Regions from separate parts of the Mus musculus genome. Here region 2 is linked to region 1. A link is a loop called in an ENCODE intact Hi-C map of the cell type or tissue named here. Cell type or tissue: left cerebral cortex. All regions are shown on one strand. Links, peaks and the distances in the headings refer to the core of each region. The heading gives the core; the rest is flanking DNA.

Region 1 (15,410 bases), core at 4,752-12,751:
TTAATTAAATGAGACAAGAAGATTGACAGTTAAAGCCAGTCTTGGCTATATAGTGGGGAGTGTCTTTAAAAAAAAAAGAAATTATGCTGTTTTATGTAATTATGTTATTTTACAAGATCTACACCATAGACTTAGGTATCTGTGCTAGATTGTAGAGCACTTCCCTTTGAATGCCCAGAGATGACAGTGTATAAAGCATAGGACAGTGTTGGCTAGCATTCAGAGAATGTTAGCATTTTAGAGAGTTCACAAGAATGCAGGCCTCAGAGCAGAGGACTCTTGACCAGTGATTGGGCCGCATTGTGAGGAGAGGCTAGGTTTACCTTCTTCAAACAGCAAACTCTAGTGCTTTAGCTACTCACAGATCCTCTTTCAACCTGGACTCAAAAGTTGAGTGTGGACAGCTGTACCTGCTGTCTACTGGTTTCAAAGTCTAAGAATCCAGATCAGCTAGTCTTAGAGGCTGATGGCTTTTAATCTTGGATAGTCCCTGAGGCTGGGTCTTCTGGTGGGCACACCCTACTTCCTCATTGAACCGGGCCATGGTCTCAGGCCAGGGTGCCCTTGCTGCCTTTCAGATCCTGTAGCCAGAGTTTGTTTATTTTGACACAGAGAGTGCCCTGGATTGTTACTGTATGTTTGTGTTCTGTGTTCTCTACCTAAGAGCTAAGACTATCCTTTGTACTGATGAATATATTCGTAGCTGATCAGAACTGGGTGTAACTTCTAGCTAATCCAGTTTGCAGCAGGTTAAATTCTTTCTTTGCTTATTTATAAAGGAAAACAATGAGAAACACTACCAAGATTATTGGCTTAATCTTTAACCAAGCAGATTTAGTTCAGAGTCTAGATGTTCCTCAGTGTACTGTGGGATTACATCCGATAAATTCATGTTAAGTTGTAGGTTGAAATGTGTATAAATGTCCTTAACCTGCTGAGCGACCTACTTGAGAAACACATTGTAGATTCCAGGTGTGTTCCTCTTGTGCTGTAGTGGCTGGTCACGGCTTGCTACTGTCATACAGCATCCAATTGGCTAGCCAGGGAAAGGATCAAAATTCAAAATACAGTTCCTCTTGAATCTATATTATTGTTTTTGCATTTTAAGTCCAAAATTGAAAAAGTTAAGCTTAACCATTAAAAGTGAGGAAAGGGGGGTGGTGGTGGTGGGGGGAATGTGTGCTCATGCAGCTGTGTAGGAAGAATCTTGATATGCATCTTAGGCAGGCTTTGAACTTGACATCTTGTGTCTCAGTTTCTAGATTCCAAGTATTTGCCCTCATAATTGGCTTTATGCCTCCTTGGAATGCAGTATGCTTCTCGTTGATCTTTCTCATACTTCCTGATACTGGGAATATGCTAACAGCCCATTAAACAACACATGATGTTAGAGAAGTGGACACCCCCCAACACACACACACACACACACAAACACACACACACATAGGGGGTGGGAGATGCGGGGGTGGGGTGGGGAGGAGGTGTTTTCTCTATTGTTCTGGCTGTCCTGGAACTCCCTCAGTAGATCAGCCTGAACTCCAACTCAGATCCTCCTGCCTCTGCTGCGAGTAAAGACATGCACCACCACCAGTCTGTCTGCCTGCCTGCCTTCTTGCCTTCTTTCCTTCTTTCCTTCTTTCCTTCTTTCCTTCTTTCCTTCTTTCCTTCTTTCCTTCCTTCCTTCCTTCCTTCCTTCCTTCCTTCCTTCCTTCCTTCCCCTTTTTATTTTTTTAATTCTTATTTACAGTGATTTCAGTCTGGCAGGAGCTTAGAACTGATGCACTAGCACAATGTCCTGTCTTTTCAGTGATCAGGCAACGCTTCAGTTAGTGCTTAGTAATATGGCAGTCTTTTGCCAGGTGTTTTAATTGGCATTAGGAAGTGACTCAGTGAGTTACTGTTTGTATTTTGGGGGCAAGGGATGTTCTTTAAACGTACTGAATTCTGTCTAGGCTGTTTCAAATCTAACCCAGAGCTCACTGGAAATCCCATAATGCCTGCCAGGTAGGCAGGGAGGGTTTAAGAAGAAACATTGTTGTCTAGTGTTTTATTGGGAAAAGAGAAAAGTTGGGGGTCTCTGGTGGGAAGCAATACCAGATTGTTAAACCTTACAGAACATTTGGCTCACAAAACCCCACCTCTTGCCTCCTTTCTCCAGACCATAGAATCCAACTGGCGGTGTGGACGACACAACTTGCAGAGGATCCAGTGCCGCTCTGAAAATAGTAAGGGTGTCTACTGTTTGCAATATGATGATGACAAAATTATCAGTGGCCTCCGGGACAACTCTATCAAGGCAAGTTACTGATCTGTGTTATTGTAGTATAATACATACACGTGGTGCTTAGGGGTAAGGTGCTGTTGTGTGGCAGTCTCTACTACTGCTGATAGGTTTTTATCTGTTCTCAGCATCAGCAGTTCTCATAGTTCAGAAGAAACCAGAACCAGCACTGTCGCCCTTGTCTGATCTCACGTGTCTCTGAGCACATTCATACTCATCCTCTCTGTTTATGATCTCTTCCCCCCCCCCCCCCCCATTCACTTGTCTTGTTCCTTCAGGCTCTCCTCATACCCAGGAACCCAGTGGCCTTCCCACCACTGTATTTAGAGAGGGAGAGAGAGAGAGTGTGTGTGTGTGTGTGTGTGTGTGTATAAAATCTAGCCCTTCCTATCAGTGTATAACATGTAACAGATTTTTGAACTGACTTGTTATACTCAGTTCAGATGCATTTAGCCTCACTCTCCTGCTTTGTTTAGCAGTAGTTCATTACTTCTTGTTGTGAAGTAGCATTCCATATTATTGGGTACATCATAGTGTGGTAATCTATTTAGTTCTCAAGGATGTGCATGCTGCTTGGGACTTCCTCAGAATTGTAAATGAAACCTCTAGCAATACACGTGTGCAAGGTTTTGCTGGAATGTTAAGTTCAGATCAGTTGAGTGAGTGAAAACCTGGAAGCTGGATTGCCGCCTCGTATGGTAAAATGACCTTGGGTTTAGGGATGACATTGCAGATGTAATACCAGACTATGGTCTGTGAAGAAAGAATTGATGGGGTAGTCTTCATTAGTGTGTCAGTTTTCTGCTCTGAGAGAAAATCCAGGCTTCAGATTGACAGGATATACATGTAAAAGACATCTGATGAGGGAGTCCTAGTTAAAGTGTGTAGAAACTATAAAAACCCAACAATAAGGAAATAAAACACATTTTAAAAACAGGCAGAGACCTTAGTAGATAGAGCTCTAAAGAGCGTGTCTAACCAGCAAAGCAGCATTTACAAAGATGGCCATGTTGTCAGCCTTCAAAGAAAGGGAAGCATCTGGGAGAAGCATCGAATTCCATTAGTGTGGTGACTACTAGGGCCCGGGAAGAAGGGGAGGAGTCCAGCAGAGCCTGCATCCCATGCTTGTGGAAATGGAAAGTGGGCCAGCTGCTTTGGAAGGCAGTTTGGCGCTTTCTTAGTAAACACTCTTATCATATGATCCAGTGCTTATATTACTTAGTATTTGCTCAGAGGAGTCGAAAACTTAGTCCACCCCAAACCTGCACACATTTGCAGCAGCTTAATTCCTAGGCAGGCCTTGGGAATGAGCAGGTGTTCTGCAGTGGGCGTGGGTAAGCTGCAGGGTGCCCAGGTAGTGTGCTAACTTTAAAGCATTGAAAAGAATTTGCTTAACAAGCCATGACAGAGTGAAAAAGGCTGCCCGATGGAGGAGGATTGGTTCAGTGTGTGCTGTTCTGAAAGAGCAGCTCTGAAGAAGAGGAAGGAAGGGAAGGAAGAGCTCAGGCCTGAGAGGAGCCGTTTGTTCTTAAGGCCCTGCTTCCCTTCCCTTCCAGAAGCTGCCCGCTCTGTCATCTCATGACCTGTTTCAATTCTTAAGTGCTTAGTTTGACTTTGTAACATTTTCTTACTAAGAACTCTTGGTTCATTGTTTGGGATTTTGAGAGAACAAAGGCTCTATATTTTTAAAGTTTTGAAGCTATAAGGGGGGGGGGTATGTGTTTCTAAAAGGCCGTCATAGAGGCTGTCACTATTTACTAGAGACTCTTTCCAGACTTTATAAAAAAACCCCTTTCTCAAGCTGCTGATTGAGCACAGTGGCCAAGGGCTACATACACCATAAGGAAAGCCGTGTGACTATTCTGCATGCGAGTAGGTGTTGCCCCATTTCTTCTCCTCTTGTCATTTCCTACCTGTTTGAGACTCATCTTGTTTCCTACACACTGTGTGTTTCTTCGATGATTCAGAGTGCAAGATGCGTGGGAATCTGTGTGTGAGTGTGTGTATTAAACTGCTGCTGTGCTTGATCTTGTCTCACTAGATCTGGGATAAAAGCAGCTTGGAATGTTTGAAAGTGCTAACGGGCCACACAGGCTCTGTCCTCTGCCTCCAGTATGATGAGCGAGTCATTGTAACTGGTTCTTCAGACTCCACGGTGAGGTGAGTGCTCTGATCTCAGAGACAAAGTCCTGAGGAGACAAGGATGCGTACCCTCTTCAGAGATTTGTACACACATACATATCCACATGCATGCACACATATTTGTGGTTCTAGACATATTTTTAACTTACTGTAGTATCTCCAGGTTCTTTTTGATGGAGTTGTACTAAGCAGATAGAGCAGGAGGCTGAGTTTTAGCTGTGTCCTGTTCCTCTTCATGCTGTATAGAGATGGCACTATGCTCTCCTAGCCAATCACACTGCCTTTTGTTACCTTCCTCCTGTTCTTAGGAGCCTGCCAACAGAGCAGAGGGGAAGAAGTCCGCTGTTGTTGAAGTGTGAAGGATGCAGGAACTGAGAAAATCAGGCTGTTGGCAGACCCTTGGGAAAGTGAGCTCTGAGAGCCAGAGATGATAGATTTGATTACGGATATCTGCTTGAGTTCTTTTAGGCATTATCTTCATCTGTGTTGGTACCTTAGAAAACTAAGAAGTTAAATAGTTTCCCGGGAGTCAAATTACCAGTGCATTTTGAGCCTTGAGTTTAAGTAACCTGTGACTGTCTTTATAAAGACAAGGCATTAATGGTGGAGGCTTTAGTTTTTAGTTGTCAACCCAGGATAGAGTGGAGAAGACATTGCATAAGAGAGTTGTGACTAGTAGTTGGGTATCAAAGATTAAAAAGGGAGCGTCACTGAGATATGCTCCTGTGCTCCTGGGAAAGCACTCCTCCCCATGTCTCAGGATTGCAGGCAAGGTGACTGAGTCCAACAGAGAAAAGGACATCATAATGCCAAGGCTGGCTAGACTGAGGGGGACTACAGGGGATGAGGAGTGGAAAGCAGCAAATCTTATGTGATTCAGATGCTTAGAGACAATCGCTTATTCACAGGACATAGGATAGTTGCTCATTCTACCTCTGGATTCTATGATGTCCCCTTTTGGTTACTGTCACACTGTCAGGCTTTGTTTAACCCTGCCCACAGCACAGCTGCTGCCCATGCCCCTGCTTGGCTTCTAGGCTGCTGCTTCAGCCTCAGGTCACTGTTTAGCCTTCAGGGTTATCTTTTGGTCTGTGACAGTATCCTTTAGGATGTTGGAGCTTTTTCTAGAGATGCTACACCTGTGCACCCCATGTCTTGGGTCAGACAGAAAGTGCTCTGACAAAATGCCACAGCTTAGTTTGCAGATGAAAGCAGCAGGTTCCTCAGCATGCCAGAAGCCAGTGGGAACTGTCAGACTCCTGTCATCACAGACTCACTCAAAGCCTGCTGTCTTGAGGGATTGTCTTTGTCATTGGTACAAACCTGAAAACATCTCTGAGTTAATTTCTTAGAGTGTGAGATAAACCTGTGTATAGCCAGATTTAACTTCTTAAGAGCATCTTAGATTTATCAGTATTAAGGAGGCTGCTGCCAGGGATCTGCTGGTGCTACCACACACCTGGTACAGCAAGAATGGCATGAGCCCACATGTCACCTTTCCCTGGCTTTACCATCACAACTTTCTGTTCTCTTCCAGAGTCTGGGATGTGAACACTGGTGAGGTGCTCAACACACTCATCCACCACAATGAAGCCGTACTGCACTTACGCTTCAGCAATGGACTGATGGTGACTTGTTCCAAGGACCGTTCCATTGCCGTGTGGGACATGGCTTCTGCCACCGATATCACTTTACGCCGTGTTCTGGTTGGCCACCGTGCTGCTGTCAATGTAGTAGACTTTGATGATAAATACATCGTGTCTGCTTCAGGAGACAGGACCATTAAAGTGAGTGTGTCTGCTGTCTTCATCCTGACTGTTCCATCTCTATACAGCAGAGAAAAGGCAGAGATGGCTTACACCAGGTGGCAGGGTCTGTTTTTTATGCATTCATACCAGATCTTCCCATTCCACATGCTTCTGGAGCCATGGGCAAGGCAAGAAAAAGCCATTGGTCCCAGTAGAGAACAATTGCAAATTTCATGAGCTCCATGGCTAGTCACCCTGAGTGTGCTGTGTATAGGAGTTTTATACAGGTCATCTCATCCACCAGCCCACACACTTTTTTAGGATAGGTCTCTGTTTCACAAACATGGCTCAAACTAATCATGTGGAGCCTAGATTTGGTTTTTTTGACTGCTGAGAGCTTGCTGTTGTGTGCTGGTTAGATGGCTGGAGAAAGAAGGATGAGCAAGACGTGTCCCTGTCTTCAAGAAGTTTATTTGGCAGACGGAAGGCAATCATGAGACCAGCAATTTGTAGACTAAGATAACCTGCAGCACCGGTGTAAGAAATTCAGTTCTGATTCCCATATCTATGTTATCTCTTAATTACATTGATTCTGTGACATTTCACACATTGTCCATGCTGATAACATTCACTCAGCCCTCCTGCTTCCACATGATGTTCCAGGCATTCAGCATTCTACCCTCTGTCTCTGAATTTGCCTGTTCTTGACATTTCATGTAAACAGAATAATGAGCTATGTGGCCCTTTGTGTTTGGCTTTCTCATGTAATACAGGGTTCAGCACAGATCCATGCTTTGTTGCTTCTGGTGGCCAAATTCATCTTTACTCTAATTGGATCACACTTTGTATTCCCCTTCTGTGCTGATGGACTGTTGCTGGTTTCCTTTTCTGGCAGTCATGGATGATGTTGCTATAAACATTTGCCCATGCATTTTTGCACGTTCATTTAGTTCTCTTAAATTGACTAACAGCGCAGGAAACTGCAAATGGTTTTTCAGGTTGTTGTCCCATGTTATGATCCTGCCAGCATGAGACTTTGTGCTGGCTTGAAGGATTTCTAATGGTTAGCACTGGACAGCTCTGTTCCCTGATAACTCACCCTACAAATCATGGGCTATATCACATGAAACTGGAGGTGTCTGAGAGCTGAACAGTGGATTTTGTGTGTATAACTTAGCCATATGCCAAGAGTCAGCACAAGATCAGCCCTGACAGCTGAGCACTTGGGCCTGATTAGAAGTCACCTCTGTGGGGAGATTGCTCCACTCGCCACCTGTCCACACTCATCACTGTCTTGTTTTGACCTGTAGCTGTCCTGAGATGCAGGCTGCTCTGTCGAGTTGCTTTTACTCTATGGTGGCTTGTGGTGCTTGCTTGCTTGTTGGTCACTGTACCTGCTCTGCATAAATGTATCTTAAGTCCACTTAAAACTTAGATAGTTTTATTTTTCTGGGTGAGTTTTAATTTTTTGTTTTGTTTTGTTTTGGTTTTTTGTTTGTTTGTTTTTTGTTTTTTTCCAGACAGGGTTTCTCTGTATAGCTCTGGCTGTCCTGGAACTCACTTTGTAGACCAGGCTGGCCTCAAACTCAGAAATCCACCTGCCTCTGCCTCCCGAGTGCTGGGATTAAAGGCGTGTTCCACCATGCCTGGCTTATTTTTTTTTAATTGGGTATTTTATTTGTTTACTTTTCAAATGTTATCCTCTTTCCCAGTTTCCCCTCTGCAAACCCCCTATCCCATTTCCCCCTTACACTGCTTGTATGAGGGTGCTCCCCCACTCACCTACTCCTGCCTCCCCACCCTAGCATTCCTCTACATTTAGTAGTTAAGAGAATTTGCTGCTCTTGGAGAAAACCCAGGTTCAATTTCCAGCACCTACACTGTGGCTACAACCATCTGTAACCCTAGTTCTAGTTCTAGTTCTAGTTCTAGTTCTAGTTCTAGTTCTAGTTCTAGTTCTAGTTCTAATTCTAATTCTAGCAGATCTGATGCCCTCTTCTGGCTTCCAAGGATACTAAGCACAAATGTGGTGCACAGATATACACATGCAGATAAAACATCCATACACATTACATAGATGGATGGATGGGTAGATGGGTGGGTGGAAACATTTTTATACACTATGGATAAGAGGCCCTTAATCAGGTAAATGATTTTTCTTTCATTCTTTCACTTGTCGATGTCAAAAAACTCTAATTTTGATGATATCCAGTTTATCAAATTTTTTTTGTGTTGTATGAACTTTTGTTGTGATACCTAAGAAACCATTGCCTAACACTAGAGGTTTACAAAACAACTCCTTTGTTTTTCCCCCCTTAGGGTTGTATAATTTCAGCTCTACCATTTAGATCTTTGATCTCCTTGAATTAAATTTTTATGTATGGCATGGGGTTGGGGGTCCAACTCCATTTGCTGGGATGGGCATAGAAATGCCTGCTCATCATTCTGCTGAGCTACAAATGCTGCTGTCGCTCTCACTCGGGACTCTGGCCACTGTGTGTGTCCTCATTTGGCTCACCCTGTAGAAAGTGTGCCAGGGAGCATCTGCATCTTACAGACAGACTCACAAGAGGAGGCTGTTTAAATCCTGTATGGAATATTTTATGAGTCATTTGGCAAAATAAATGGTGCCACTCAAGAAACTGGTGAGAAGGGGAGATACAGATAGTGAGGCACGTCCGAGTGTGACGTGAGCTAGATGGAAACATAACATCTGCCACAGACTCTTTCCTCCACAGAAAGGCCTGAGCCTTTGTGAAGATCTCAGACTTTAGGCTTCTTTACTCCCCTGAACTTTACTCCAACTCTGTCCCCCTCGGCCAAGAAGACTCACAGTGGCCAACTTCCGTTCAGCCTATCATTAAATGAGAAGAGAGTTTACAGATGGACATTTTGGGCGATCCTTCTCCTTTCTGTAGCCACACTGTCTCTTGAATGCTAGGATGGTAGGGTACATGTTCCTGTCCACGCTCTCTGAAGGTGTCGTCCTAACTGCACTGCTGCCTTCCTGTAGGTGTGGAGCACGAGCACATGTGAGTTTGTCCGCACTCTGAATGGGCACAAGCGAGGCATCGCCTGTCTGCAGTACCGCGACCGGCTTGTTGTTAGTGGATCATCAGATAATACCATCCGGTGCGTAGAAATTAGTTTATTTTACAAAAACCATTGTAAAAAACAAAAAGTCTCTCACTCCAGAATCAGTTTATACCCTGTGAATCATGCAGAGGAGAAGGCTTGATATGGCCAGTGGCTTTGTATTTCTAAGACACTTGAGTCCAAGGCCCACTCCTTAGGAACTAAATAACCCTGGCACCCAGTGCACAGGAGCCATTACTGAGCTTTGCCAAGATTGGAGACCTCCGGGCTTGGGTCGCTGCCCGTGTGTCATCTCCCTGCCCTTCCTTGCTGTTTGTTTTGTTTTGTTTCATTTCCTGCCTCATGTCCACATCTCCAGAAAAACTTTTCCGAAGCCATTGGACTCTGTGGATTTATCAGCTGAAACACCAGGAAAATTCCCAGGGACTAAGCATAATTGAAATGTCTTTGTTGATGATTTGATTTAAATAGAAAATGGCTTTTAAAGGTTTCAAATTGTATAAAACAAAATATAACAGAAAGTGAGTTTCCTGCCTAAATTAGTGTGAAAGCACAAGTGTTAGATTTAGTGGTTTGTATGAACTATGAGATGGGAATATGGGATCCAAGGAGAATAGACAGACTTACCTGCACAGAACAGGGGTACACAATTGAGGAGGGCGTGAGTCATGTGAGAGAATTTGTTTCATAGATGACTGCTTCTTGTTCAAGGTTATGGGATATTGAATGTGGTGCCTGTTTAAGAGTCCTAGAGGGGCACGAAGAATTGGTCCGGTGCATCCGTTTTGATAACAAGAGGATTGTCAGTGGCGCCTATGATGGGTATGTGTTTCATCTGCACAAGCATGGCTGTAGCCTTGTCAAAGTTGCTGTGTATTAAACAGCAATGTGAATGCAGAACTCTATGAGAAAGATCTGTCATAGCAGTGGGTCAGGTGAGGATGCTCAGATCCAGGAAGCTGAAGTAAAGCCTGCCTCAATCGTGTTGTAGCCAGGCACTTGAAGACTCGCTTGTGTTGTAACCATTAACAGAAATACAAAAATTAGGGAAGGTGCTTGCTGCACAAGCCTGGCAACCTGAGTTCAATCCACGTGAAGGAGAGAGAACTCACTCCAGAAGAGTTGTTCTCAGACATGTGTGTGTGCGGCACACACACACACACACACACACACACACACACCCCAACCAAACAAATGCATACAAATACGCACATATACAGATTAAACTATAGGGAATTCCATTCTTTTATAAATAAACCAGGAAACACTCCCTTCCCCCATGAACTCAGTAATAAAATTCCTCTTTTCTCCTTTTGTTCTCAATGACTAATGGAAGCTGTAAGTCCCAGTCTGCCTTATATATGTTTGGTCAGTGGGGCATTAGTGTGCTAGCCATTTCTTCATTTGGAGAAAGGCATCTTAGCCATCTCATTAGTCCCCCAAATATTGAATTTTGTAACATAGGTATTAAGTTAGGAAGTGAATTAAGTACTCCTGAGTCTTCTGCCTGTCCACCTCCTTAGCAGTAATATCCCTTTAAGGGTTCAGAGATTCTGAGAGGGGTTAGGTTCTTTTTCTAAAATCAAACACTCAAAGTCTAAGTTCAAAAACTTAGAAACACCAGCCTGTCGCCTGTTGGGTTTGGTTGTAGACCTTTCAAGTGAACTGTTTTGTCATGGGTATGTTCACAGTGTAGAAAATGTTAACTCTTTTATTAATTCCAGTCTCATTTTTCCTTGTAGGAAGATTAAAGTCTGGGACTTGCAGGCTGCTCTTGACCCTCGGGCCCCAGCAAGCACATTGTGTCTGCGCACCTTGGTGGTATGTGATTTGTTGGGGTGGGGAAAGCGTGTGTCTTGTACCACACTTTGAGAGACGTATAGGTATTTTTGGCCAGCCAGAACATAGTTCATTTACACTGCTGCAGGGTCCTGTGTAGGTGAGCAGGCACCCTCATGATTGTGCTCATTTCTCCTGGAGCCTTAGGGGTTCTGTAGTGTGCAGTTGTGTTATATCTTATAACTGCACAGTAGTAAATTGTTAAGGTCTAATTCCCCTCCTCCCCCAGTCTCTATTATATGGGCTCCTTTGGCACATAGAAACACTTTAATTTTTAAAATTTATTTTAAATTAGTAACTATATTATCAAAGAGAATAGTGTGATACTTTGGTCTATAATATACATTATAGAAAAATTGTCAACAAATTAATGAATATATCAGTTTTCATTTCTTTGATAGAAATATTAAAAATCCGTTTTTTTAAAAACCAAGTATGGTATGGTAGTTTAGACTTTTAATCTCAATTCTTGGGACAGAGGCAGGAGGATTAGGAGTCTAAGGTCATCCTTGGCTACATCGTGAATTTGAGGCCATAAGACCTTGGCTACATATACTTTTAACAAATTTTGAAGTACCCAACACTATGCATTTTCCTGGTCACTCTATAGTGGGGTGGATGATTGGCAGGGAGTCCTGCAGTCTGGGTGAGTGAGACTTTGGGCCTTCTGAGGAGCATTGGATTCAGTCCACCTGTCCACCCTTCTCTCATCTAGCCTTCCCCATCTCTCACTTTTGAACCCTTCTTTCTGCTTCGTTTCTGTGAGGTGCCAGTCTGTGGGGTCAGTGTCTGCCCGTGTCTGCTTTATTATCCACTGACTCTGATAGACCTCCAGGTGGTTGATTTTCCATGTCAGTGGCATGGCAGAATGTCTTGCTTGCTTTAAGACCAAGTAAATACTTTATTTGGATATGTGGATCTTTTTTAACATTACTAAAGCTATTGATTTCTAATATTGAGGCTGCTTCTGTTGGAATTTTTGTTTTCCTTTGAGAGACATCTGAAAATAGTGATAGGCTTTTCTTGAAATTTTTCAGCAATTTTGTTTCTTTTTAGAAAATTATCTTTAGGGCCATGCTGGTGACACACACCTCTAATCTTCACAGATAAATCCTCTCTCAAATAAATAAATTTGTATGAACAATTTGCCTACGTAGGTATGTGTTCACCTTGTGTGAATCTGTTGGATCCACTGGAACTAAGATGGTTGTGAGCCGCCAAGTGGGTGCTGGGAATTGAGCCTGGGTCCTTCTGTAAGACCGACAAGTACTGTTAACTACTGAGCATGCTCTCTAGGCCCAGGAGTTGTATCTGCATTGACTACAGCAGGCAGCACTGTAAGAGCCACTCTTACTTTCACCATGAATTTTGATGACTGCTATGACTTAATACAGATGTTCTTGGTCATCTTTTTAAAGAATTTTATAGGGAGCTGGAGAGATGGCTCAGCAGTTTGGAGCATCAGCTGCTCTTCCAGAGGTCCTGAGTTCAATTCCCAGCAACCACATGGTGGCTCTCAACCATCTGTAATGGGATCTGATGCCCTCTTCTGGTGTGTCTGAAGACAGCTACAGTGTGTTCATATACATAAAATAAATAAATCTTAAAAAAAAAGTTTATAGCAACTTTGCCCTTCTGAGTCTAGTTTTACAGTATATCCTGAATGGGTATTACTCTGACAGCCTCTGTTTTTCTTCACATTACTAGGCTATAATGTAGGACATAATGTTTAATTTAAAAAAGAAAAACCTAGGGGCTGGAGAGATGGCTCAACAGTTAAAAGCACTGACTGCTCTTCCAGAGGTCCTGAGTTCAATTCCCAGCACCCACATGGTGGCTCACAACCATCTGTAATGGGATCTGTTGCCCTCTTCTGGTGTGTCTGCAGATAGCTACAGTGTATTCATATACATAAAATAAATAAATAAATCTTTTTTTTTTTTAAAGGAAAAAGAAAAAGAAAAACCTAGAGGCGTATATTCTAGAAAGCAGAACATTTGTTCTCAGGGAAAGGATGCGGCTCAGTGTGTGTGTGTGGGTGGGGGAGGGGGGAGGGGGGACCACGCAGGAGGCATTGAAAAGTGCTGACTTTCCCGCCTGAGCTAAATCCCAGCTCTGGTGATAGGGGCTGTAAAGCCATCCTTCCTACATGTTAACCAAGCCGCTTTTCCATAGGAACACTCTGGACGTGTGTTTCGGCTGCAGTTTGATGAGTTTCAGATCATCAGCAGCTCCCATGATGACACTATTTTGATTTGGGATTTCTTAAATGTGCCTCCCAGTGCCCAGAATGAGACCCGCTCTCCCTCCAGAACCTACACCTATATCTCCAGATAGCAGCCTGCACTTTGGCCCAATCTGGTGAGTGTGCTCAAACTCCAGCCCTGCCTGGGCTCTTCAAGACCTCGCTCACTTCTGGACTTTGCCTTCCCTCTGGGAATTAGGAAACTGAGGTTCCTTAGTGATGTGAATGAAAGCATCTACCAGACTAGCAGGTAAGGTCTCAATAGGCTCCCAACAGAGCCCTGCACATCGTGGGCTCTCTCGTCGTCATTGACAGGTAGTGATGTCTGTGGTTGCTGTTTTTAAAAAACTGGTTACCTAAATGAGTTCCTTCATGATCATAGCCATTTAACACCAGGATAGTTTTTCAGGTTTGATTTTTGGATTGCAGAAATCAACCTTTTTACCTGGTCTTTCAGTTCTGTGGCTGACAGACAGACAGGCAGATGGGTGTAGTCATGCCCATGCATGCGCGCACACAGGACCATCCAAAATTCCTCTTCCCATCACCAAGTCCACTCTGCTTTACCATCTCCACAAGGAGCTATCACTTAATTATGCTGTGCATTCTTCATGGTGAGGCGTGACAGGTGCTTCAGAATGCAAATCCTCCGCTCTAGTTACAGAGCCGCTGTCATACTGTTGGTGACAGATTGTTTTGCTCACCAAGATGCTGTTTTAGATAGAAAGAGAGAAGCCCGATTTGCCCAATCCCAGATATCCATGACTACTGGGAACAATATTCCTACCTGGAAGATTTGCCGGGATCCATTAGATTCTGCGCACATCCCGCTTTGTCCACTTCATAAATACCCTTACTTCTGTGACTGTTTAAAGATTTGTGATTAAATTCTCTTAGTTAAAAAGCATTGCTTAGCCGGGTGTGGTGCGCATGCCTTTAATCCCAGCACTCAGGAGGCAGAGGCAGGTGGATTTCTGAGTTCGAGGCCAGCCTAGTCTACAAGGAGAGTTCCAGGACAGCCAGGGCTACACAGAGAAACCCTGTCTCAAAAAAAAAAAGCATTGCTTAATTCTTTATAGCTTTTTATTATGTACTTTCTAGCTTACTAAAGAGTAAGCTAGGTGGTGCTGGCACACCCCTTTAATCTGTTTCAGATATTTTTTAGTCTAGATTCTGAGTCCCATAAATGACTCTCAAGAAGTTTACCTTGCTCGGGCTTAACACACTGTAGCCAAGCATTGAATTTGACCCACTGTATGCTTTGTTTTTCTGCCAGTGCAGGCCAAAAGTAGATCTTACACTTTAAACACTTGAAAAATATTTTAAAAATTCATGCCATATAAAAACTCTGTGATATTAAAATTCCAACCTCCATAAAATCCGTGTGATTGGAGCTTACCTTGCTCATTTGTCACATGTCACTGTGGCATAGTTGAGGAGCTGGGACTCACACATGTCAGCCACTTCCTGTGCAGTGCTTTAAGGGTCTGGTGCGCATCAGGAACGGTCGCTCTGTGCTGCTGCGAACATCTGGGTTTCATTAGTAGTGACAGGTGAGGGCTCCCTTTAGAGTGGCTGTGGACCCCAAAGGACTGCAGGGCAGGGTGGGCTGGTGACATCTGCTGTGGGGGGTTAGAGGGGGAGGCCATCAGAAGGTTTACTGCTCCTGGCCTTCCATTGTCCACACCATCTCTGCCTACACAGTCATCTCCCCACTACTTTCTCTTGGAAGAACTTTTGTAAGTCCATTGACAAACCCACCTGGTAGTAGTCATTGAGTGATGTCTTCAGAGCACATGACTCTAGAGGTTTACAGAGGCAGAAGACACAGAGCTCCTCACCAGGCATAGTCAGAAAAGTGTAATGACACGGGGAAGGGATGGAGGAGGAGGTCTGACACCCCACTCTACCCCCGTCTTCCCCTTTCCTTCTTGAACCTGCCCTCTGTGACCCTTCCATGTCTTGTCTAGTTAAATAATGTCATTCTCCTTTCTTCTTCAGGGTTTCCTGGTCTTGAACTACTGGCTATATGGCTATCACATGCCTAAGGGAGTTCGTT
Region 2 (15,410 bases), core at 3,636-11,635, 420 kb after region 1:
TTTTATCCAGTGTTCTGAAGAATACAAAGTTAACGGCAGATAGTCCAAAGAACTTGGCAACATGAAGCTAAGACCAAAGGTAGGAATATTTCATGTGTGTGGGAGACAAGTGAGAAAGTTTCTGGGTGACAGGCATTACCAGGGACAGTAGTGAAGAACAGGCAGGCAGGCCTTAGTAAGGAACCAGGTAGCCAACAACATTCTTTCTTAAAGGTTTACATTCATTTTAATGCATCAATTTTGACAAATCACAATCACCTCTTAATCTCCCTCTACAGTGCTCCACAGGACTCTTGCCCCTTCCAGTGAATCCAGTGAGTCACCTGCTGCTACTAGACATGCTTGACCACTAAAACAGGTACTTGGCCAGGTATAGTGGCATGCACATCATCTCAGCACTGGGCAAGCTGAGGTAGGAAAATTTGAATTCCAGGTCAGCCTGGTCTACAAATTCAGGACAGCCAGGGTTATTACATGGAGAATAATCTCACCACCAACAACAAAAACAAACCAGGTACTTCTAACTGAACCAGCAAATTTTAAAGTCTCTAAGACTCAACTATTCTACTGGTTGATAGCCTGCAATTTTAACCTATTCCCAGAATCCAAACCCCACTAAGTCCCAAACCTAAAAAAAAACTTGATTCCTTAAGCCAAATCAAGGTACTTGCATGTTTTGACAACACCACATAAAGCTACTCTTGTTCAGTTTGCATAACTTCTCTGCCTGTGCTCCAGCAAAAACTGCTTTAACTGAGCTCTGTAGTTCTTGCACAAGTAGTTTACACCAACAGCTTGCACTGCAGACAGAAATTACAGTTCAGTCACAAGTGGGCTACCTAGCAAAGCTTAATAAGCTTTGAGATACTGGGCAGTGGTGGCCTTTAATCCCAGCACTTGGGAGGCAGAGGCAGGCAGGTTTCTGAGGCCAGCCTGGTCTACAAAGTGAGTTCCAGGATAGCCAGGGCTAGAGAAACCGTCTTGAAAGATCCAAAAAAAAAAAAAAAAAAAAAAAACTGACATGTATTTTGCCTTTTCATAACCAAGCAGTTGTTTCATACTTCCCACTTATATGTAAACATTTTTCACAAGTTAGCAAGCAGGCAGGACCATCTTGTATAGAACAGGACTAGTCTTGGTTAAAGTGGTGTTCCCTCCATTTTAACTTTAGACAAAAGCAGCTTCAAAATCTTAGATCTCTCCTCCCATAAAGATTTCAATATTCAAATGTTACCTCTTCTAAAAAATGTATTCAATATCAATAGCCTACCATATTCTGTATGAAACGTGATTACCACATGACTATCACCAAAGCATCACTATTTCCATGCAGCTATGCACATTGATCACTTTGCATCCTGTACAGTCACACAAACCAGCCCATGGACTAGGTCTGCGCTTAAGTCTGCCTAGACAAAAATCTGCTCCTACAGCTCCTGGTAACTCTGATTTGGCCTCATTTACCATATGCATTTGTGAAATTACATTCACACTGATAATCACCCTAAGCAAGTATTTATCAAAGCATTCTTTATGCAAAATTCAAGCATATTCAGCTTAATATGCAGATTTTAGTCTAATCTGTTACCAAATAGTTTTATACACCTATATGTATAGAATTTCCTCACTATAAAGAGGTTCAGGAGCCAGGCGTGGTGGCACACATCTTTAATCCCAGCACTCAGGAGGCAGAGGCAGGCAGATTTCTGAGGCCAGCCCGGTTTACAGGACAGGGCTATACAGAGAAGCCCTGTCTCGAAAAACCAAAAAAAAAAAAAAAGGTTCAGGCACGAAGCAGCCTTTGACTAAAGTTACTTCAAACTTGAGCAGGAATAGACAAACTATACCATACCTCTTTTAACCTACCCCATATGACCTGCTAGGCAACTTTAGACTCAATTCCAAACCAGATTTTAAAAGGATTCAAGAAAAGCATCCATACAGATAGCCTGAGTGTTTGTGAAAGACACTATCCACTGAGTTTTTTTCTTAAGTATGTATTTTCCCATGCATTGTTACAATATACCACAGCAAAACAGGATGAATAAATCCTATGGTTATGTCCAACAGATTGGCTATCAATAGAGGAAAGGTGTGTTTTAAGTGTTAAGTTCCTAAATGGGAATGTATGAACAGTGATTCTGCTCAGAAATGAGGGCACTAACGTTAACTTCAAAGTATGAGAGTTAAATAAGCAAATAGAAACAGTGCTACTTTATTAAAATACTGAGTTTATTTCACATGTATATTTGTCTCCCTACCATTTCCACATCTGACCACTATTACTATGTCCTATCATAACATTCCATACATACTTAAAACCAAGTAAAGGGTGGAGTTCCATCCTTGAAAACTAAACAGGCATTTTAGACAACACATTCTTGGCAAGTGAACCTGGACAACATTTATCAAACACAGTAGGGAAAGTTCTCACTTTGCATTATAAAAAGGACAGCCAGATATTAACTATTACAGAAATGAAGACAGAATATTTCAAACTGTTTAAACCCTTTTCTTAAAGAGATTTCCTCCACTGCCAGAGATCTTGAATAGCCTGTAAAGGAGGAAAAAAATGGTAAAGAAATGTTAACTTTATAGAATTAAACAAATTTCATTTCTTCAGTTAAATATTTTTCATTTTACAAAGGAAAAATACAGAATTAACTCATAGCATGAGTTTCCTTAATTAAATGGCTTAAATACTTTATGGCCAGTGTTGCCTCCTCAGCCTGTGGGTCAGCCCTATTTAGGTTTCAGAATTTGAGTGAGAATGTTTAAAGTCTAGGCAAAGTATTACAAAGCAAAAAAAAAAAAAAATCACAACCTAGAAAAACCCAAAGGGACATACTTAAGACAAGCCAGTATGTTTCTAAAAACTTAAAAATATCAAGTATTCTCTTCAGTGGTGAATTCTAAAACTTAGGTCAATCTGTAGCTAACACGAAAGGACTGAATTTGATGACATCACTACTTCCAATCATTGACAGTCTGCCTCAATCCTAACCACTTTTGACTACAAACCTGGGAGCTATAATTTAAATAGGCAATACTATCATTTAATACTCTACTGCTATATTGTTCCTTTTAATTCTTTTTGAATAGACACCTCTATAGCCAATACTGATGAAACCAATTAAATCAACTGTTCATTCAGAAGGTCTAACATTAACCCATTATATTTACTATTTAACACTGTAAATTCATACCACTGGGAAGAGATCACTGGTAGTGCTTTGCCCTTGCATGGCCCAAGTATCCTAATACCACAATAAACATAACAGTAACTTGACATGCAAGAGGCTTTAACCCATCTAGGTTGATTCTACCAATTTTACCCTCCTTTGCTATCTGGAGAAGATACTACCACTTCCAAGAGTCCAAGTATCATCAGACTGTAAAGCAGCCAAATGGAGCAAATAAAAACCATATCCTATTTCCTTAGCCAATACACTACTAAGAGTAAAACTAAGTTCAGTAACCAAGAGATAATTTACCAACTATTTAAAACCTGGGAAAAATGTGCACTAAAAAATTATTTGCTCAGTCTGCCAATTAAATTCTTTCCATGTATTTAAGTACTGTCTGTGGTTAGGAACTTTTTACAAGGAGCCAACAACTTGAGACTAAAAGTCATAATAAATCAATGAAAATTTTAGATTTGGTCACGTCCACAGAAAATTCAGTTACCTCCTGGTCAGTCATCCGGAAACAATTCTTCACATAATTAATGAACTTGGCTTCCACTTTGGGAAGAGAACCGCCCTATTGAGGGGAAAAAAAGCATTATTAAGGACAAACAGCAATTGTTTGAGACATCATTAGAAAAAACTTCCAAAGTTTTACATGCCATTACACAAACTATAACCCTTTAACATTCCCATTTGATTAAAAACCAACATTAAAGCCAGGCATGGTGGCGCACGCCTTTAATCCCAGCATTTGGGAGGCAGAGGCAGGCGGATTTCTGAGTTTAGCCTGGTCTACAAAAGTGAGTTCCAGGACAGCCAGAGAAACCCTGTCTTGGAAAAACAAAACACAACAAAAAAAAACCAACTCTGGGCCCAAACCCAGAAAGACCATGGTTTTTTATTGCTTAATGCCCAGTTCCTTCCAAACAGCCAATTTAAACTACAGAGGGCTCTACTGGCATGCAAGTACAGCCACTTGGGTGCCTAATATACAAATTCATGTTATCACCTATCACCAAAAAACAAATTAGATACGACCTGTTCATAAGTGTTTTCCAATTACCTAGGAAAGCACGCAATTGAAGGGATTTAAAAGTAGGTACCTTATTACTAACTGTAGCATCGATTTGGCATGCTTCCAATTATGAATGTAGACTAAACCACAATTATCAGCAAGTTTTGCTGCCAAAATTCTTACAAATTAAGATACTGCAATGCAAATGTTAACTTATCAGCATAAAGTGTCACTACAGATTATCCCCTATTTCATATAAAATCCACTTCTCTAAATTTTAACCTTTTTGCATTTCTATGCACTTAGCAAGACTAAGGCTTCCAAATTCCAGAATCACCTTGAGTATTAAGGTACTCAATTGCCTTCATCACCTAGAAAATAATTCACTACGGTAATTTGAAAATATTGTCACATACATCCTTATTGATTCATTTAAAAATTTATTGAGAGTAGCTAAGGATACAAAGGTTAAAACATGGTCAAAGAAATGAGGCATATGCACAAGTGGTAGAGAAGTAGTTTTCTGCATCACAAAAGTAAAAGAAAAATGCTTTAGGAAAAACAAGATTGCTTCCAGCCTGCAAGGGGGAATGGATGGCCAATCAGGAAAGGGGATTGAGATGTCTGGATTGTTGATGGTACTATATTTGTTTCTCCTTTTCCTCTTTCCCCATCTTTGGGCTTAATTTACCAGTAGTGCCCAGGAATGTTCAATGCGCCTGCAATTAAACCAAGGAGATAGGACCACATTAAAATGGGGGGGAGGGGCATCATTTTAGCAGTGTATGCAAGGGATAAAAAATAAATCAGTGACACCAGGAAACTTAAGTTTACAGTTTAATAAGAAATATGAAATGTGCTGCCAAGTGCTAAATTCCAATCCATTTGTGGCTGCACAAAGGAAGAAAATCTTCTGAAGCCATGTGAGAACTACAAGACAGGAAAAAAATAGGAAAAAGAATGGGCAATCTGCATAACATTCCACATGTATTCAAGTAATTCACATGTTAGAATCATAATGGAGATAAACTTAGCTCTCCAAAAAAAAAAAAAATCATTTGTATTATTCCATTCTACACAACCCAGGTTTATATAAATGTATTTAGTCCCAGCCAAATGCCAAGAAAGATAAATTCTATTTCAAACTAGATGAAAGCCTATTAGCCACACACACAAATTTCAGGTCATGGACTGAGGGAGCTTTGGAACAGAGGGCACAGAAATAACTCAAATTGTTGTGAAATACTTAAAGGTGATTCTTTTTTTCTTAGCTATAAAATAACCTCAGGCAGCCAACCACTTTACTCTTACTTTTCCAGCTGTTTTTAATTTTACTGAAAACAAAACACCCTCTGCTTGTTCTACAGCATAACCCCAGTAAAAAAAGTACCCTTATACATTTTATTGGAGTAATTTATGAATATTCTTACTTATAATCTACTTTTAACCCAAATTCCCACATTAGTAGAATTTCTAATATTCAAAGGTTAATTTTACTCACTTTTTCTATACTTGCTTGCATTTTTGCCTTAATGTCTTCTACAGAACTAGGTCCTTTTGGTGTTTTAGGAGTCTTTTCCTGTTTTTTGAAGGACTCTTGACCCTGGAAAAAGTTTTCAAAGATTATTAGTACAGTTCTTAACAAAGTAATTACCAAGATTTCCCTCCTCCCTAAAATCCCTTATAGAGCACAGAGAAGTTGCTAATTGTTCCTAGCTAGAAAGCCTGTCAGGACTAGAGGGCTGAAGATGCATAAGCAGTTAGAGGTCAGAGTTCAATTCCCAGCAACCACATGGTAGCTCACAACCATCTGTCTGAAAAACAGCTAGTGTACTTATATAAATAAATCTTAAAGTAAAAGATTGGAAGAGATGCTTCAAAATAAAGTCAATCAATCCTGACAAGCCTCTTAAGACAACTCCTGACCTCTACAAATACACACACACCACCCAGATCGTGAAAGCTATAACAGGTCAGAATTCAACAAGTCTACAAAATAAGTCAACCTTGGAATCCACCACAGAACATGACACACTTCACAAATTTATGTATTGGGCTATCTTAGTGTGCACTATAGTCTATTATGTAGGCAAGGTTAAGTACCACAAAGCACAAAGTTTTTTTAGGCACTGAATTTAGTAGGTCTGTTGTTGGGTACTTACCTTTGATCTCGGTGTTGATGGTTTTAAGTCTTTTCCATTTTGGTTTGATTTTTGTGCATTTTTGGCTGGGGTATCTCGTACAGACTGCAAGTAGAAAATGGCCTTAATCCATATGCCCTCTCCAGAGTAGAGATCAACTCAGATTAAACTGTCCTAAAACAAACTAATAAATTGTAACTCACATACAGATAGCGTTCTCAAATTTTCCTGTTTAGCTCAGAACCAATTTTTAAGATCAATTCAGCCAGTTTTTACTACTAGCACTAAGAAATTCCCATCCTTTTACTAGCTACCCATGATAAACCTCATAGTATCTCATGTACTCACTTTCTTCACTGGGACCTTTTCTTCAGTTTCCTCTTCATCAAAATCATCATCATCATCACTATAAATGAAATAAGCCAACACACAGAACTTAAATTTTTAGTCAATTTTACAAAAGAACTAAACCATATTCATCCACTGTAGCACAATTGTTAATAAAAGTGAATTTGCACCAGTATTTGAATGGATCAATACTTAAGAAACCTAACAAACATTTTTATATAATACTTGAGAGTATTGTTTCAAAGGGTTGTGTAGTTGATTAATTTTGCAATGTTATTAGTAAATAAATAGCTTCAACCAAATCAGCTTTGTACCAAACCATAAAGAAACTAGGCTTTTTAGAGTTAACATTTAGCCAGGTGTTAGTACATATATGCCTTTAGTGTCCTCTCCTCTGCAGTGTAGGGATTAACTTTTACATATCCCAGTAACTAGAGCAAAGATACTAATTACTTATGCAAGAAATTTGAACAGACCATTTCTCCCCAAACATATGGTCAGTAAACATGTAAGACTGTTAGTCACCTAGGGAATAAACCAAACAAAGATACTGCTTCACACATTACTCTTCAAGAGGTAAATTTAGGAAGAACTCCCACAAGGTGGTGACAGCAACCCCAAATACCTACAGTCAATGACACATGCACATGACTTTTCAGCCCTTAAAAACTATAGGGATCAATTCTGTCAAAAATCAAAGCCAGACCGAAATGGTGGTGATGAAATGTTGCAAAATACTCAAATAATTTAAATGTAGCCAAAGATTGATCAAAAATTCTATAGTAAAAATTTTACTACATTTGTTGATTCTACCTGTCTTACTGTAAAGATGCTTCTGCTTACACTTCATTCCAATGTGTTATGTGCAGTGTTTGACAAGGCTAACTTTATTGGCTCCTCCTAAAGACATATATATGTGGCACTGGAATTAAGCTGCCAGATTGAAATTAACAACAGTCCACCTCCAAATACTTAGTGTAACGTCCTAGCTCAAAAAAGGGTGCTGCTTCTCACTTCCAATTTAGAGCTGAGATTATGATATAAAGTCACATGGCACTTGCTTTAAGAGGAATACAAAATGTTCTTCAGGCATACTGTGATTTTTTAGAAGGGGGCAAATCACATTCAGTATGGCCACTGAAACATCTCCATGTCTATACCTAAGTATATAATGTCCAATTGCTCATACAAAGTCTGTAAGCAAAATCACCAACAGTGACTACATTTTCCACACTAGTGTTAAAGTCAAAAGTTTGAACTTCATGTAAATTACCTTTTCAGTGGGGAGATTCTCTCTTGTTAGGATCTGCTACATGTAAATCCAGTGGTTTTGGTAATTTAACACTACAGGTTAGTATAAAAATGACCTTACCTTACACCCAATCCATGTAGATGCTTGGTACCAGAAACAATACTAATTTCTATAAAACTACTCTTTTCTTCTATCCTAAACCATGTAGTAGTATCAGTCATACCACCAAAACACTATTCCAATGATTTTATCCTTAAGATTAAAAAGGCCCTTGATGCTGGTGGTTTTATGCCCCAGTATAGAGGAATGCCAGGGCCAGGAAGCAGGAATGGGTGTTGGTGAGCATGGAGAGGGGGATAGGGGGTTTTCAGAGGGGAAACTAGAAAAGGGGATATTTGAAATGTAAATAAAAATGTCTAATAAAACCAAAAGGCAATACCATCTTATGAGACCACATATATCTGTCCTTTAGTACAGCAGCATTCAATACTTAGTTCTAACAACATTCCTCAGGGTTATCTTCTAAGCTCTTAAATGGCAAAATAGTCAAAAAAATCTCTGCATAAATGTCATTATTTGCAATATAACCCACTCATCTGTTCTACTCCCCAATTTTTTTTGGTTTTTCGACAGGGTTTCTCTGTGTAGCCCTGGCTGTCCTGGAACTCACTGTAGACCAGGCTGGCCTCGAACACAGAAATCAACCTGCCTCTGCCTCCCAAGTGCATGCGACACCACTGCCTGGCTACTCCCCAAACATTGTTAAACTATATACAATGAAATATATAAAGTCAATCTTGAAATCAAACAATTTGAATTATCTGATCCAGGACTTTAATCCATAGGCTTGTATACAGAGTATGTGTTTAAAGCCTCTTTGCATTCTTTGATCCAGAACTTTCTGGCAATGTGATTAAACTCTCCAACTTAAATAGTAAATAATCTTCAGCTATCATTTTATTCTCGTGGGCATCATCTCTGTATGATGAACCATTATCACACCAGAAGAACTACTAACCCTGATAACCTCAAGACTATTATTTGTCCCTTACTATGTCCCCACTATGAATACAGTAATCAATATAATGAAGACTAGTTCCCAAGTTTGCTTTGAACAGTTATCTTAGCTCAGAATATACTTGACCAATTCCAGAACTTCTATAAGACAGGAAGGTAACAAATATAAGACTACAAATAATAATTCCATACTTCGGGGGGAGGGTATGGGGGACTTTTGGGATAGCATTGGAAATGTAATTGAGGAAAATATGTAATAAAAATATTTTTAACGAATTCCATACTTCCCATCTAGCTGTTACTTATATTGAACACATAAAATCTTACTCCTAACAATAACTCCCAAGAAAAATCAATGTCCCAGCCGGGCACAGTGGCGCACACACTTGGGAGGCAGAGGCAGGCAGATTTCCGAGTTCCAGGCCAGCCTGAACTACAGAGTGAGTTCCAGGACAGCCAGGGCTACACAGAGAAACCCTGTCTCAAAAAAATAAATTAATTCAACCCCCCCATCAATGTCCCACATACAATAAATAGCTTGTTTGTAAGGCAAACATGGAATCATAGGTCAAAATCTTTTACTTTCAAACATCAACCACTGGCAAGTCAATCCTCCTAAACCCTTACAAGTACCTGTAAGATCAAGTTTTTGAGATCATAGTACTTATACTTACTCCTCATCATCCTCATCGTCCTCATCATCGTCCTCATCATCTTCATCAAGTTTTACTTTTTTCTGAAAGAATAATATGCATCCATTAGCAAGAGAAATTTTGGTGATTAGCCAAAGTAAATGCCAGAAATTTTGTTTTTTTTTTTCGATACCAATGTTTCTCTGTGTAGCCCTGGGTGTCCTGGAACTCACTTTGTAGACCACCCCCAGCCAGAAATACTTTTTAAAACTCTTTCCTGGCACACACCTTTAACCCCAGTGCTCGGGAGGCAGAGGCAGGTGGATTTCTGAGTTCAAGGCCAGCCTGTTCTACAAAGTGAGTTCCAGGACACCCAGGGCTACACAGAGAAACCCTGTCTTGAAAAACAAAAAACAAACAAAAAGATCTTTCCTTTCTTTACCTGTGGAACCTTGTTACCACCTCCAGGAGCAGATCGCTTTCCAGACATGCCTAAGAGTTTTACGTCCTCCTCATCTTCATCTTCAGACTCTGCATCTTCCTCTACAGCTAAAATAGAATTAGACATACTAACTCGACAAGAACAAGTAACCCATAGCATTTTTAAGATTCCATTAAAGGTAGCAAATGAACAGAAAAGATTTACTGTATTTTAAAGACAGAAATCAGGTCTTTGTAGAACTACGACAGTCCAAATGGAAGTCTAGATTGAAAGATAGCCTCATTGGTCATAGGGTCCTGAATAGCTGAACCCAACCAAACACATTCGTCGTGTTAGATTGATCCCCAGAACTCATGTGATAGCAATTAAAGATGCTAGGGAAATTGTCTTGTCTGACCAGGACAAGCATTCCATGGCAGATGTGCAAAGATACAAATGTTTAAAATATTAAAAAAGCTAGCCTATATTGAAAACTATGACAAAAAAAAACCTACCTACTAGATGCTGTCCACTAATGTGCACAGGCCCTGAACCACACTTCAACCGTAAGACCACAGGTGGTGTAATTTCAAAGCCCCCTAGGGAAACCTAAAAATAAGAGTTTTACAACAGATATTACCAGCAAGTTCTACAATGAAATAAACCTATTTATAATAGCAGCAGAAATAATCTTGGTAAAAGATACGTCTTTGCAAAACCTAAATGACACTGACCCCAAATGACGCAAGAGACCTGAACCAACATGAAATCCAAAATTTAGAAATGTACTTACTGTTGGTTGTACAGACATTTTCAAAGTTGCCAGTGTTACTTTAATTGGACTGCCTTCATAGTTCATTGCTTCTGCCTCTACGATGTGTAACTCATCTTTTGCCCCTGCTCCTAAACTGACCTGTGAATAAAAATGTTTCAAAGAAACTTTTAAAGTGGCTTTTCACCACTACTGACGAAAAGAAAACTAGTCATCTCACCATTAGAATTAGAATTGAAGCGTTTCACAACAGAATTACCATATACACAACTGTTCCTTTAAATGAATAAAGCTGGCAGATTAAAAACAAGCACTGTTCTACAAAGCACCTATCTAGCACCTTGGAGTGACCAAGCTATACAAAATTACAAGTGACAAAGATCCCCTATCTTTTCTGGGATTAAACTCCTAGTTCATCAGTAGGAAATGTCTGAAATGTTTTTAAGTTTCAGAGCTTACATACCGTTCTTAATGACAACTGGTGCTCATTTTCATCATTATCCACTTTAAAGTGATAGTCTTTGTCAGCCTTTAGTTCACAGCCTGTATGTAAGACAAAAACAAGAAAGCAAACCTAGCAATGATACTTACATCAAAACCCAAAGCCTAAAGTTCTGTGAAATCAACTCAAATGAAACATTAAAAAAAAAAATCTTTAATTTTCTCATAGTACTAACTACATTGAGGCAACATTGCTGGTTTCCACAGTAGACTTAATGAGTCTCTTTAAAGTAGTATGGTGAAATCGGTATAAACACTACTAGAATTAATGAACGAGTGGCAGAGTTCACTGTTCCTTTAATCTCAGGACTGTTAAAAAGCTAAAACGTGAATCACTGAAAAACAAACTGATTCTTTTAAACAAAAACTGGGTGTAGGGTAGGCAGCAAGACTATAGATGTGATCCCCAAAAGCCTTGATGCTAAAGCGAATCTTGTCTGTTCAACAGATCCTTCCCTCTCCCCACCCCAAGAAAAAGTAGTTCTAGATAGAGCCAGGTAGATGATTTAAGGGTACTCCTAACATTAAGCCACGTGGGCCATCAGTACAGCTATCTGCAACGTGATGCTGACTCCGCCTACCAGAGGCAAATTAAAAAGGGGGGGCTCCATCACTGTGGATACTGAAAGATATGAACAAAGATCTCAAAAACCCATACGCCACGGGCTATGAAATAAACATTTCCCTCCCAGAACTTTTAACTAAGCCACAAGATCCCACGGCTGAAGGTTGGCTAGAGTCGGAGAGCCCGGATGTAGAGCCCACACCCCCTCCCTAACCCCCAACCACGTGGCAACCACGTGCTCCTAGGGGTTGCTGCCCCTTCTGCCTCAGGGCGCCTGCTCGGACCATTCCCCGTTACTGGGCGAAGCCCTCGGTCGCCACAGAATACAAGATGCGGCCCCTGGAAAGCCCAGCGCCTGCAGATGTATCCTCCCCAACAGGGCGGAGGTAGGCCTCGCCTCGCTCCACAGGCCCCTTTCTCCCGTGCCGCCTGCCGTGGCTCAACACAAGAGGAAAAAAAGGAGCTCGGAAGCGACCGTGCGGGCTTTCGTGCACAGGAGAAACGCCTCTCAAGTTCGCGCCACAGGCAAGGTCGCACCCTCGCCGGCCGGCCGGCCGCTCCTAACACCCGAGGCTACAGGCTGGGCCGCTCCCGCCCCATTTTCCGGCGGCTTTCCTAGTGTTCAGGCCGCTGCTTCTAAGGCCTGGGAGATTCCTCCTTGCTCTCCGGCCTCCACCTACGCCGCGTTCCCCACACGCCAGGCCTCGGCTGGGCTCCCGCCCCCCCCCCCATCACCAGGCCCTGCACACGCTTCCCCCTCCAGTCAGTTACCGAAAAGGTAGTTCTGAGGCCTAAGAGGACTCATGTCCATATCCATCGAGTCTTCCATGAGGTGGAGGCGCGCACTTCGGTGTGGGAGAAGCCGGACGGAAAACAACTGCCTCCTGTTCCACAGAACAGACGCGCAGGACGGAATCACGCCAAGGAAAGGACGCGGGCTCTCCGCACGTATATATGGTCGCAGGAGATCTCGCGAGATCTGCGCTAGTCCTGCCTCCGCGAGCCTCCTCTGGATCCCTCCCACTCCCCGCACAGTCGCGCTTTTGCGCGTGCGCCTTTCATCCTCACGCCTAGGTACCTCGCCCCCCTCCTCCTCCAGGTGCTTGGCGGGCTCTCACTGCGCACGCGCGTTCGTCTCTGGCCCCGTCCCTCCACTACTGTCGCCCAAGCGCAGGCGCGTTTTCTCTTTGTGGCCTCGCTCTGGGTTTTCAGGGCTTCCACGTCTTCTCCGCTCGTGCTCGCGGGCCCAGGGCCGAGAGCGTGCGCAGCCCACCCTGAAAGATGGCGGCTGCAGCCAGGGAACCACAGAGCGTCTCTTTTCTCCACCCTCCGTTCCCCGTAGGCCTGGAACAAGCATAATCACCTCAGGATTTGGCTTGCTCGAAGGCTTGCTCTTCGTTTTCACGTAGCTTCAGGAGCCCAGGGCGGAGTGGCTGGATCTAGGCTACTTTCCCCGCAGCCATGCTTTTGCACCTCTTTTCTGAGGCAGCATTTTCAAAACGAAAATTATCAGCTTTATGTCATTTGGGGACCAAAGAGAAACCCAGTCAGTCGCCTCCAAAGAGCATCTTTCTAAAACTTTAGAGCGTGCAGAACTGAGAAAACGCAGGCCGTCTTCATCATTCCAAATGAAGGCCTATCGCTTTTTTAGAAATTCATGAGCCTTAATACGAATCTTCGGCTGGGAATTAGCGCTTTAAAATGAATCCTGACGAACATCCCTCAGCGTTGGGTGCTTTCTGACAGCGGCCCTAATCTTTTTATCTCAACATGGAGCTAGCATATTTAAGAATTTGGGGGAGGAATGTAGATAATGGTACCAATGTTTGTAGACTCCAGAGACGTGTCAGATATAAATGCATGTGAGCCCATTACGTATCAAATCCTAAATTCGGAGATATCTGTCAATATGTGAATTTCAGTTTGCAACTATAAGGAAAAAATCATGAAACTTGGAAGAATTGTGTGTGTAAATAAACAGAGAAAAAAAAAAAAAAAGTCGGGCGTGGTGGCGCACGCCTTTAATCCCAGTTTGCGGGAGGCAGAGGCAGGCGGATTTCTGAGTTCGAGGCCAACCTGGTCTACAGAGTGAGTTCCAGGATAGCCAGGGCTATACAGAGAAACCCTGTCTCGAAAAACCAAAATAATAATAATAATAAAATAAACAGAGATAGACTGGGTATAGTGTGGGAAAGAACGGGTGAACAGAATTTGACCATCCAAACTGAGAAGGTGCAGGAGGAAGCATTGATACCCCTTGAGCCTGTGCAAGCCAGACAGTTTGATTGTTTCTGGATTCTGAAGCTTATTTAAATGCAGCTCATGCTGGTTTAATCCCAGCACTCTGGAGGCACAGGCAAGTGGATCAGGAGTTCAAGACCAGTGGTCTACAGAGCAAGTTCCAGGATAGGCAGGACTACACAGAGACTCAGTTCTTCCTGCCTCCCCGAAACTTTAGGTGCCTTAGTTGTCACTGAATGATGCCACATGCTTAGGTACAATGAGTAAGAGCTGTGTATATTACCTTACAACAAAATACTATCTTTTTTTTTTTTTTATTCCATGCTTTTATTAGTTTTTAGCATGCTTTAAAACATAAAAACAGAATCCTATGGCCAATGCCCAGCTTCAACAGTTGTCTCCACACACACACAGCATGCTATTTAATACACATCTTCCCATCTGCATATTTGGGTGTGGGCACGAATCATCCTGGAATTAGCTGATCTCTTGTGGATACCAAGTGACAACTATACAACTGTATTTCATACTACACCACATGACTACAGATATATGAGAAGAAATGTCCAGACTCACATTGATTAGGCCATTCAATGCATTATACATATTCCCAAGTACGCCATACATCATAAATAGATAGATACACTTTACATCAATTAAAAATAAACTGAAAAGAGAAATACCCCATGAGCTTCTGGGTATATCTGTAGACAGTAGCCAAGAAGGTATCCTATAAGAGAAACTTAGATAAAGTTTCTCTTAGATAAAGATATAGGAAAAGAAAGCCATTTGAGAAATCTCCATTTCAAGATCCTGCTGTGGTGGTTGTAGCACACACCTTTAATCCCAGTACTCGGGAGGCAGAGGCAGGCAGATTTCTGAGTTCAAGGACAGCCGGGTCTACAGAGTGAGTTCCAGGACAGCCAGGGCTACACAGAGAAACCCTGTCTCGAAAAAAACAAACCAAAACAAAACAAAAAACAAACATCTCGTCCTGGAAGCTTAATTGTGTCTAACAGTATACCATTTTGATGGACCGTACTTTTTTTTTTAAGATTTATTTATTATTTATATGTAAGTACACTGTAGCTGTCTTCAGACACACCAGTAGAAGGTGTCAGATGTCATTACAGATGGTTGTAAGCCACCATGTGGTTGCTGGGATTTGAACTCAGGACCTTCATAAGATCAGTCAGTGCTCTTAACCACTGAAGCATCTCTCCAGCCCCGGACCATACTTTTAATGTCGCAGCCCACATACCTGCGCTTAACCAAAAAAAACAAAAACAAAAAAAAAGTGTCTTAAATAAACAAACA

What was found. Peaks named below come from ENCODE experiments on the same cell type or tissue, not always from the same donor. Only the 100,000 strongest peaks of a DNase experiment are listed, where the experiment ranks them.
Region 2: it touches region 1 in a loop (5-fold over the local background); 3 of 42 quality-filtered maps call a loop at or near these places.

What each region holds. Positions count from the first base shown.
Region 1 is chr11:32,729,178-32,744,587 of GRCm38, forward strand. Fbxw11 (F-box and WD-40 domain protein 11) reads left to right here. Exons shown (of 13, transcript NM_001271347.1): 6 at 2,159-2,296; 7 at 4,323-4,441; 8 at 5,961-6,210; 9 at 9,185-9,303; 10 at 9,979-10,089; 11 at 11,010-11,088; 12 at 13,282-13,467; 13 at 15,353-15,410. The coding sequence ends at 13,443. Among named protein-coding and RNA genes, the nearest start is that of Gm35723, 45 kb to the right of the region's middle. In left cerebral cortex, for the core only: no CTCF peak of the experiment used is centred there; a DNase peak (open chromatin) is centred at 8,769.
Region 2 is chr11:33,150,299-33,165,708 of GRCm38, forward strand. Npm1 (nucleophosmin 1) reads right to left here and starts at 12,908. Exons shown (of 11, transcript NM_008722.3): 1 at 12,624-12,908; 2 at 11,250-11,329; 3 at 10,808-10,927; 4 at 10,530-10,623; 5 at 10,036-10,142; 6 at 9,636-9,697; 7 at 6,693-6,750; 8 at 6,366-6,449; 9 at 5,705-5,806; 10 at 3,688-3,762; 11 at 2,200-2,554. The coding sequence starts at 12,681. The coding sequence ends at 2,516. RefSeq lists a promoter at 1-369. In left cerebral cortex, for the core only: no CTCF peak of the experiment used is centred there; no DNase peak of the experiment used is centred there; H3K4me3 peaks cover 332 bases.